Linked DNA regions of Homo sapiens: region 2 is linked to region 1. The links are chromatin loops, found by intact Hi-C in ENCODE. Cell type or tissue: IMR-90. All regions are shown on one strand. Region 1 has its middle 120 kb from the start of LINC01082. Region 2 holds the start of LOC124903744 (a long non-coding RNA gene).

Region 1 (5,000 bases):
CAGGAGAGGGGAAAAGACAGAGAGTTGTGGTGAATACAACACACTTCCTTGGTGAGCAGCAGCAACCACCTTCTTCTCACCCATTCTCTCAGCAAGAACCAGTGGCCTGTTCCCACCCAGATGCAAAGACACCTGGGAAACACAGCTCCTGGCCAGACAGCCACCCACTAAGGACAGCTCCGCACATGCACACAGGTGCCCACGGCCAGCTGGCCATAGGTGCAGGATAAACCTTTGCTTGGTTCATTCATCAGTGCACCAACTAATGGAAGACCAAGCCAGCCACTCGGAAGAGACTTCTTAGGCGGCTGTTGAAATGTTGAGCTGAATCAGAAACCCGCATGATTAAACCGTGCGAGATAAGGATCTGGGGGAGAGTTCTCTGCTGACATATCCCCCTTTCGTGACCACTCTCCTCCCCACATGTCACCACCAGACGGATCACCCAGCCGGGGGCCTCAGAGGAGTCCCAAAGGCCAGCACCCTCAGCCTCTGCCTCTCCCAGATGGAGAAACAGGCCCAGGGTGGGATCACAAGGCAAATTCGTGGAGGAGGAGCCAGGCCCGGCTGCCTGACCCCAGGCCATCTCTGGGGCCAGGGACAGGCCGGGCCCTCATTGTTCAGCTAATGACTGCAACCCCAGGCCTGTGGAGCGTCTGTGTGGGGCCGCTGTATAAACATTTCCTCTCTGGCAGAGCAGGAAATGAAGGGATGAGGAGGTCAAGTGACTTCACTGGGGCTACTGCTGCCCTGCCCACCGTCCCCGCCCATGCCTGCCCACCACCCTTCCCAAGTCCCCTGAGTCGGGTCAGAACCATAGCCAGGCAGGTGTCCCCAGTCACCTCCAGCACCCCAGGCTTGATTCTTGCTCCGCCACGTCCTGGATGGGTGTTCTTGGGAAAGTTGCTCAGCCTCTCTGAGCATTAGATTCCTCACCCACTGACGCCCTTCCTCCTGGAGTCAGGTAGTAAGGACGAAATGACACTGTGTGGCGAAGCTTCTGGCAGGGGCCTGGCCGATGGTGGCCTCTCAGTGCTTTCCTGCTATTGTAAATTCTCTTTGATAAAAGAGTGTTGACTGGGTTGCACGCTTTAAATGGTTAATTGTATGTTATGTTAATTTCACTCCAGTAAAAGAAAAGATTTGTGTTTTTCTCCACTGTCTGCCCCTCATCCCACTCACACTCACTCACACACTCGCAGACTCACTCGCACACACACTCGCTCACACTTGCATACTCATATACACACACTCGCACATGCTTGCACACTTATACACACTCATCCTTGCACACACTTATACACACCTACACACACTTGCACACTCATACACTCATACACACTCACTCACTCACATAAGCACTAGCAGATCCACTGTACCCCAGGAGGGACCTACAGACACAGGGTGGACGCCGAGATAATTCCCCAAACTCTCTCCCTGGAACCCCACTGACCTTTTCAAGGGGCTGTCAGAGGAGAAATGAACTCACTGGATTAAGGCAGAGAACAGGACTCAGGTGGAAGAGGCCAGGCTGGGGGCATTCTGATAAGTGGGGAAGAGGAGAGACATCAGCCCCTAGGACCACACCCAGACCTGTGGGGCCGCATGTCAGGGAACCCTGGACAGTCCTGGGCAAGCAGGGGCAGCCAGGGTGGGAGGGGGGCTCTCGAGTGAGAGGAGAGAGTCCACCCTTGTCTGTTATCACATTGAAAACTCACACCTCTGCAAAGGTGGACTATGTCCTCAGCCTGTAGCTGGGTAAACTGAGGCTCAGAGACACAAACTGACCTCAGATCACATGTCCAGTTAGTGGTAGCGCCAAGAATCAGCCTCAGTTCCGCTCCACACCCAGAGATAAAGGTGAACTGCAGATCCGCCTAGGTCCACGATATCCGACATAATTAAGCTTTCAGAGGCTTGTACTGCCCGAGGCACCCAGGCTAGGAGCCTTCCCCTCTCCTTTGACTCTGGACTTTTGTGCTAAAAGGAACTTCAAGAGGAGTTAATATGGCATCCCATTTAACGGAAGAGTAAACGGACCAGAGAGGTTAAGTGATTTGCCCAAGGTCTCACAGCTAATTAGGACCAGACCAGACCCACAGCACAGGCTTCCTGCGTGCCCCCCTTCCCCGCCCTCCGCAAGCGGGGTGACTCCCAGGCTCACTGCAGGTGTCTCCAGGGCAGGTCTGCTCCCACAGATTCCGTGACCATGACACCTGCAGGCATTGCTGGGCTGCACCTGATCCATCAGACCTTCAAACACCTGTAGAAACCGAGGTCCATTCCTGAGCTCATCAAAAATCTAACCCACGCCCCCCGCAAGTCCTTCAAAATTCTGGAAAGAGAGAAGGTTTTTTGAAACCTAGAAGGAAACAATTGCCCAATTGCCTGTGCATCAAATCAAGTGATTTTTTCCCCCACTCACACGGACTGTGGGATTTTTTTTTTTTTTTTTTTTTTTTGAATCTCCCATCAATTTCAGAATTTCAAAGAGGAAAAAAAAAGTGAGCCCTTCTGGGCAGAGCAATTCCAAGCGGCTGGGAATCAGCTGCCCTCTGCTGGACAAACGAGGATGTGGCCAAGTTGATGGTTCTTGCTCACGGGCGACTTAAAGAAATATCTGAGCCCCTTGGCGATCCCCAATATTATTTCAGATCCAGTTCAGATCCAGCGTGATAGGATTTGTGCTTTTTATAGCAGCTGGATTTGTATTTTCTGAAAAACTAACAGCTACCCAGAACCCAGAACTGCTTTTAAACTATAATCGCGCCTTTATTGGGCCACTGCTGTCTGCTGAGCCCTGTTCTAGGCACGGGGTATGCAGCTGTGGCCTGGACGGAGTAAACCCCGCCCCGTGGAGGCTGCCTGTTCTAGTTGGGGCCACAGACGATCAGCAAATTAACAAAGCAATTAACAAAAAAGCCAGGTGGTTGTAAATGCTGCGAAAAATAAATCTCTGAGGCAGGTACGGAGTGGTCGGGGTGATGGCTGATGCTGTGTGGTGGGGGCAGGGGGGCAGGCAGGCAACTCTGAGCCAAGATCTGAATGCAGGGAGAGCGGGAGTCACCTGGCGGTCTGGGGGAAGAGTGCTCCTGGCAGAGGAAACAGCCGGTGCAAACGCTTGGAGGATGGGGTGTTTTTGACTGGTTGAAAGGAGTGTAAGAGAGGGCCAACATGTCTGGGACAGAGGGACAGAGGGGAAGCGGGGAGAGAGATGGTCAGGGGCCATCTCAACAGCCCCCGTGGACATTTAAATCAGAGTTAGGTCCCAGTAAATATTGGAGAGAATCACTCCATCTCCGGGTGATGCTCTGGCTTTTGTGAATTGAGGGACTCCTTGAGGATGGGACCACAGTGGGAGGCTAGGGTGGGGCAAGAATACAAACAGGAATCCCAGAGCTTCCGGGAACCAGGAGGACCTGGGAGATCATCTAGTGAAGTCCAGCTTCCCCAGCTTTAATCATAGCAGTGGCGACAGCAGGTCTGACTGGGGAGCCCTGACCAGCCGAGCAGCCCTTTGTGCTGGGTTGAATGGTGTCCCTCCAAATGTGTGTCCATCTGGAACATCAGAATGCAGCCTTTTGGGGAGCTAGGGCCACGACTGCGGATGTAATTAGTTAAGAGGAGGTCATAGTGGAGGAGGCTGGGCCCTAAATCTGAGACTGGTGTCCTTACAGGAAGTCCATAGAGAAACACATACACACACAGAGAAGGCGAGGTAACGGCGGAAGCAGAGGCTGGGCAGTGCTGTCACCAGCTAAGGAGCACTGAGGAAGCCATCAGGCACCTGGAGCTGGAAGAGGGAGGAAGGAGCCGCCCCCAGGGCCTTCGGAGCAAGCACCACCCAGCAGACACCTGGTTTTCAGACGTCCGGCCTCCAGGCCTGTGAAATAATAAATTCTTGCTGTTTTAAGCACCAAGTTTAGGGTCATTTGTTACAAGGGCCACAGGACACTCGCATGCATGACCGCACCCACGCAGCAGCCCCCACAGTGAGAACTCTCTCTCCTCCCATTTCACAGATGAGGCTAATGAACTGGTCAAGGCCCCTGAGCAGTGATTTGACTCTACACCAAATGGGCAGCTGCTCCCAGCGGGGACCATGGGGGAAGGTGTCCGAGGTTGGTGGCTCTGTGCTGAAGGACAAGGAATTCTCTCAGCTCCTGCTTTCACAAAGCAGGAAGATCTGCCTTCTGGGCATCAGCCGTTTCCCCACTTGCCTGGCTGCCATTGCTCTCCAGAGCTGCCCCCTCCTGTTATGGCCCAGAGGAAAGAGAGAAGACTGACTCAGACCTGGCCCCACCTCTGGGTTCTGAACAAATGGCCCAGGCTGCAAAAAAGGGGAGCAGCACCCACCTTACCCCTGACCAGGTATCTAGGGCGACCTACAGCAAGGCTCGCCTCGCCACCTGTCACAGGTGCTGTGCCTCACATGGCTGGGTGCTTTTGAGAAACAAGCACTAACCTTGACCGGGCACTGTGCTTTGGCCAGGTACTGAAGTACTAAGCACTTTATACGCTTCCCTACACTGAATCCTTGCAGTGATCCTATGCAGCCCGCACAGTTAAAGAATGACCTGGTTTGCCCATTCCATTGCTCTGCACCGTCTCTTTATTGGGCACCTATTATCTGTGGAGCCTGGTTCTAGGCACTAAGAATGCAGCTGTAGCTAGGCAGGAAACTGGATGAGAAGCTGAGAATCAGAGGTTCAGCAGCTTGCCCAAGGTCACATAGGTCCCTCCCCTTGGACCTGGGCTGCCTGTGAACTGCTACTCACGGGGGGAGTGTGGTGGAAGTCATGCCTTGTCTGCCAGTCCCCAAGGTCCCCATACTTTGAGGAGGCCCAACCTGGGCATGTGGAGAGGCCATGTGCAGAAGAACTGAGCCCGCCCGCTCCAGCTGACAGCCTCGGCTGAGTCCCCGCCCAGCCCCAGCCTCAGCTGAGGCCAAGTGGAGCTGTAACACACCATCCCTCCAAACCCTACCCAAATTGCAGAAT
Region 2 (5,000 bases), 150 kb before region 1:
TAGCACATAGGTCATCTGGCTGAGGTCCCCCTGCCCACAGGCACGACCCAGCTCTCCATCTGCAGGATAGGTGGCTGGGCCACCCACCCCAGGCCCAGGGAGGCTTCAGCATTTCACAAGCTCATCAACTTCAGCTCCACAGCACCGGCCACTCCCGGGTGCTGTGGACCCCTTCCAAGTGCTCAGAGATGCTCAGGGTCAGACCAGGGTGGAGTCCTGGCCCTGCCGTGTGAGAGGTCAAGTTGCTTGGATCTTGCTGAGCCTTGGGAGCTCAAGGTACAAAATGACAATGGCGATGACGCCCACCCCGCGAGGTTTTGGGAAGTCAACCATTCAAAGTGCTTCACCTGGCATTGGACCAAGGTGAGCGCTCAAAATATGTTACCATAATTATCAGGTGGACACAGCAAACAGCTTGGGTCTAATCCCTCTCCTGGGATCTGGGCCTCACCTGCCTGCAGCTAAGCAGTAAAGGAGCTGAGATTCGAAAGCAGGGAGTCTGGGCTCCTACAGGAGTGGTGAGAAAGGGTGGCATGATGGGAAGGCTGGGTCACCCACTACAGATAGAGCCAAACATGCCTAGAGTGTGCCCACCCCTTTCCATCCCTACCCCATTGCAGGTGCAGGTGGAGACGGAACCCTAGACACTGCTCATCCCAATCAGGCCCTTTCCAGGCCTGTCCCATTCCAATCGGGCATCAGATGTGGCATTGATCATCATCTACTTAACAAACGAGGCTCCCCTTTCAATGCACTTGGTGAGTTCACAGGCTACAGGTGGGCAATCCACAGGACCCCCTTGCCTCCCCTCCTGGCCTTCCCCCCTACCACCCCCAATATCAAGTGCAGCTGTGGGTTTTTGTGCTAATGAGCATTACAATGTGGTCAGCTTTTCATCTTATTGTTTCTTCTGATGACTGGAGATTTACCTCATGCAGAAGAGAGTGGAATACTGAGGGTGGGTGCCCCAACTCCCTAAAGCCCTGCTCTGCACTGATGGCCGGAGGTGGGCTAGAAACCAACTGGTTCGGCTGGAGAAGAGGAAGCAACTCATGGACAAGGGTCCCCTTGGGGGGTGGGTCCTTTGGAGAAGGGCCCACAAGGTGTAGAAAGAGCACAGTCCCCAGTCACTGAGCAGCACCATGTGCCCTGGGAAGACACCTCTCAACCCGCCAGCCCCAGGGCTTGCCCTCCTCCTGGGAGAGACTGACAAGTGCTGAAGCTGCCAAGCAATCACAGACAGAGCCAAAGAGCCAAGATATCAGAGGCCTGAGATGATAATGGAGTTGGATTCCTGGAACTAGTCTATCCCAACACCACTTATTGTTTCACCAATCCATTCATTTACTCAAAGAATTACTCATTCAAAATATAAAAGCATTCCATTTTGGTTTCAGAAGAAAAATTACTCATTCATTCAACAAACATTCCACAGGGTCTCCTCTGGGCCAACCTTGGTTCTGAGATAGCAGGTGCTGAAATACTGCTGAATCCTCAAAGCCAGACTAGCCAGTGCCTGGCACCTGATGGGAATATGATTTCAACGAACAGGTGGGTGGATGAATGGATGGATGGATGGACAAATGGGTGGAAGGGTGGATGAATAAATGGGTGAATGGGTGGTGGTGGGTGGGTGGATGACCCTCACCTCCTCACAGAAAGTAATCTTTGCTGTGTTCACATAAAATCCACACAACAATCTCTCTCTCTTTTTCTCTCTCTCTGGAAAGAAATGAAGAGACCACCCAGAAATACAGACCCAGCCTTTCATTCTCTTATATTCCTTATGTCCAACATTTATTGGGCCCTTACCATGTGCTCCATATGGTGCTGGGTCCTGGGAGTTGGAGTTACAAACAACTAAGATGACAGACTTTGCTCCAAGTAGGGATTCTTGGCTCTCAGCCCCATGGAGAAAGTCTCCTTATCACCTTTCTGCACAGGGGAGGAAATCGAGATCAAAAAAGTTAAGAGACTGAGTTAAGGCCACTCCATCAGCTGCCCCAAAGCCCCTGTGTCTGCTCTGGCTGGCACTCTGAGGTCCCACTGCTGACAAGAGTGGAGTAAGAGGAAAAAGAGGTGATGTGCAATTGTGTGAGGAGTTCTTACCACTCAGGGATTCAGAGGCTGAAGGAAGGTGAGGGCTGGAAGGTCCAGGGAAGGCTTTAAGGAGAAAGAGAGAGGCAGGTAGTGGGAATGAGGTGGGGTGCTGTAAGCTCTAAAGGTCAGAGAGGATGAAAGGGAGTGACCCTTGGTCAGACCAGAGGCTGAGCCACCTTCAAATGCGATTGGCCCTAGCATCAGGTCTGCATTCCCCTCCCCTGCCCTTTATCCTTACCACCATTACCACCACCACCAACATCATCATCATCAACAACACCAATAACAACACCATCACCACCAACACCAACAACTTTATCACTACTAACTACAATAATATCAACATCATTAATATCAACATCATCATCACCAACATTGCCATCATCAACACCAATACAACACCATCACCAACACCAATAACACCATCACCCTCAACACCAACAACACCATCACTACCAATAACATCACCAGCACCAACACCAGCACAACAACACTATCATCACCAACAGCAACACCGTCACTACCAAAAACAACAGCAACACCAACACCATCACCATCACTACCAACACACCAACAGTACCAACAACACTAACACACCAACACCATCACCATCACCAACAACAGCAACACCAATGGTAACAGCAACAATAACAGTCATAAGAGCTAAATACATTTGACCCTGACCATGTGTAGAGCACTGAGCTGAGAGTTTTAAGTGCATTATTTTGTTTGAGTCTCCCGAAGGAGAACCGTGAGAGGGGTACTGCTGTGACAGACACCCCCATTTTGGAGATGAGGAACTGAGTTGTAGAACACTCCTGTTAATCTTTCCGGGCTAGACCCGAGAAAGGCCTTGAACACAGACGTTGGACTCTGAAATCAGTGCCTTCAACATCCCCGCCCCATGGCTTTCTGTTCAGAGAAATGGGTCACATTTGTTGTGTGCCCACAATGTGCAGTGTGCAGGGTGTCCTGAAGGTGTCCCACATGCAGAAAGTCATTGCATCCTTTTCCTTCCCCCAGGGCAGGGCCTGTGACTCTCCTGGTTGGGTCCAAAAGGACAGGCTCCTTAGGGAGACTGAGAATTGCAACCTGATTGCCCAGGAATGGAGTGGAGGGTCTGGGCTTTGGTCCTGACACCCTGATTTGCCACTGCTCCGTGCCACCTCCTCCCCTGTACTTTGCTCCTGGGTCTCACTCGAGCTTACCCTCTCTGAAACTCAGTTTCCTCATCTGCGAAACACACAGATTCATCAAGAGCTGTGGTTCTCACTAAAGGGTGATTTTGCCCCCAGGGACATTCAGTGGTGTCATCACCATGAGGGGGGTGCTACTGGCACCTGGTGAGTGGAGGCCAGGGATGCTGCCCAACATCCTGCAGCGCACAGGACAGCCCAGATTCTCCATCAGCAGTGCCCAGGTGGAGAAGCCCTGACCTCGATGATCCCAAGCTCCCAGAAATTGTAACTAAACTCCCAAAGCTTGTCAGAAAACGAATTCTCTGTCAAAATCCCTAAAAGGAAAGAAAAAAAAATCCTTTCTCTGCTTTCCCAACTCCAGCCCAGTCTCACACACATGAACCTCTGCAAAGATGGAGCCAGGGAGGCTTGAACACAGTTGTGTTCCAGACAGAAAATGACTTAATTCTCCAGAATGGACCCCTATTTTATGCTATTTAATATCTGCACACGATTCCAGACCCTTTCTTACTGCTGTTCAGAGCAAGACAGTAATTTCATTCTTTTTCTTTTTCCTTTTTTTTTCCTGCTCCCTGCTGCCCTCACATTGAAACTCCGTGAACTCTGGCGTCGGTTGTAAGAACGTCTTTATAAAGGGTTGCACGAGATTTCTTACTATATCAGAGTTCCTGAGGATGATGTATCACGTTACTAATTCCCTTAATTGCATGTCTGGGCTAAAAACAGACTCTCTTAGTTTTTCTAAGAAGTTACATTCTTAATGACATTAAAACACGATGGTAAATGAAGCTAAATGCTAACTGATGTACTTAAATCATGAATCAGTCTATAGAGTGTTTACCTAAACTTGTTTATCCTTCTTGGTCACTCATTTTGTAGGTTTTGCCAACACTGAGTCAGATTCGGTATCTGGAAATGGCTCAAGAATTTTTGTTTTCTTTCGATTTTTTAGCCCCAGACTGAGTGGATGCTGCAATCATGCAGTAATCAAAGAATTAGAAAAAGCAAGAGGCTGGAGGCTGATTCATTTCCCCGGCTTTTTGCAGGGTGGGGAGGACAGAGAAGCTGCAGGGAGAGATGAAGTTTTTTCCTTGAGGATGAAAAGCTCTTAACCTTGCACGTTTGGCTTCTTCTATTCAATTTTTTTAAAAGCAGAGATAGGGAGGTATGTGATTAATAGCAAAAGACAGCATTTAAGGACCGCCAGGTGCCAGGTGTTCTAAACGTGCCATGTATTTTAGCTCACAGAATCCTCCCCACAAAGCCGAGAAGCAGGAAGCAGCAACCCTCCCAGATGAAGAAGCGAAGGCTCGGAAAAGCTAAGTAACTTCTCCAAGCTGACGCAGCTCGTGAGAGGAGGGACTGGGATTCAAATCCCTGCAGGGGGAGACCAGCAGCCCCGACTTCAGCCGCCATGCCTCCTGCCTGAGAAGCTAGCTGCGAAGGTTCCAGAAGGAGACTGCCCTCCGGGAACAGAAACAGCGCATGACTGCGACCTGTCTGCAAAAATCTTGATCACTTGTAAATCCTTCTCCACCTGATAAGTTATCACATTGGCTCATGATGTTTTTTTTCATTCTCAGTGAGTTCAAAATACTATTTTGGTTTGTCTCAGTTTCTTCCTCTCTCTCTCTCTCTCTCTCTCTCTCTCTCGTATAAAGGTATCCACATGTCACATGTCATTTGTTGATAATTAAATTT

What was found. A loop is a pair of places that touch in the nucleus more often than their neighbours do. Peaks named below come from ENCODE experiments on the same cell type or tissue, not always from the same donor. Only the 100,000 strongest peaks of a DNase experiment are listed, where the experiment ranks them.
Region 2: it touches region 1 in a loop (4-fold over the local background); 3 of 110 quality-filtered maps call a loop at or near these places.

Annotation. Positions count from the first base shown.
Region 1 is chr16:86,070,567-86,075,566 of GRCh38, reverse strand. No RefSeq gene overlaps it. Among named protein-coding and RNA genes, the nearest start is that of LINC01082, 120 kb to the left of the region's middle. RefSeq lists an enhancer at 423-1,191. In IMR-90, a CTCF peak has its summit at 2,558 (motif pointing left); DNase peaks (open chromatin) are centred at 366, 676 and 2,546; H3K27ac peaks cover 1,381 bases.
Region 2 is chr16:86,222,398-86,227,397 of GRCh38, reverse strand. It overlaps LINC01081 (long intergenic non-protein coding RNA 1081), which reads left to right. Exons shown (of 6, transcript NR_104139.1): 4 at 621-758; 5 at 1,436-1,551; 6 at 1,731-1,818. It overlaps LOC124903744 (a long non-coding RNA gene), which reads left to right and starts at 4,326. Exons shown (of 3, transcript XR_007065165.1): 1 at 4,326-4,464; 2 at 4,541-4,881. In IMR-90, CTCF peaks have their summits at 3,067 and 4,704; DNase peaks (open chromatin) are centred at 4,217 and 4,637; H3K4me3 peaks cover 689 bases; H3K27ac peaks cover 2,630 bases.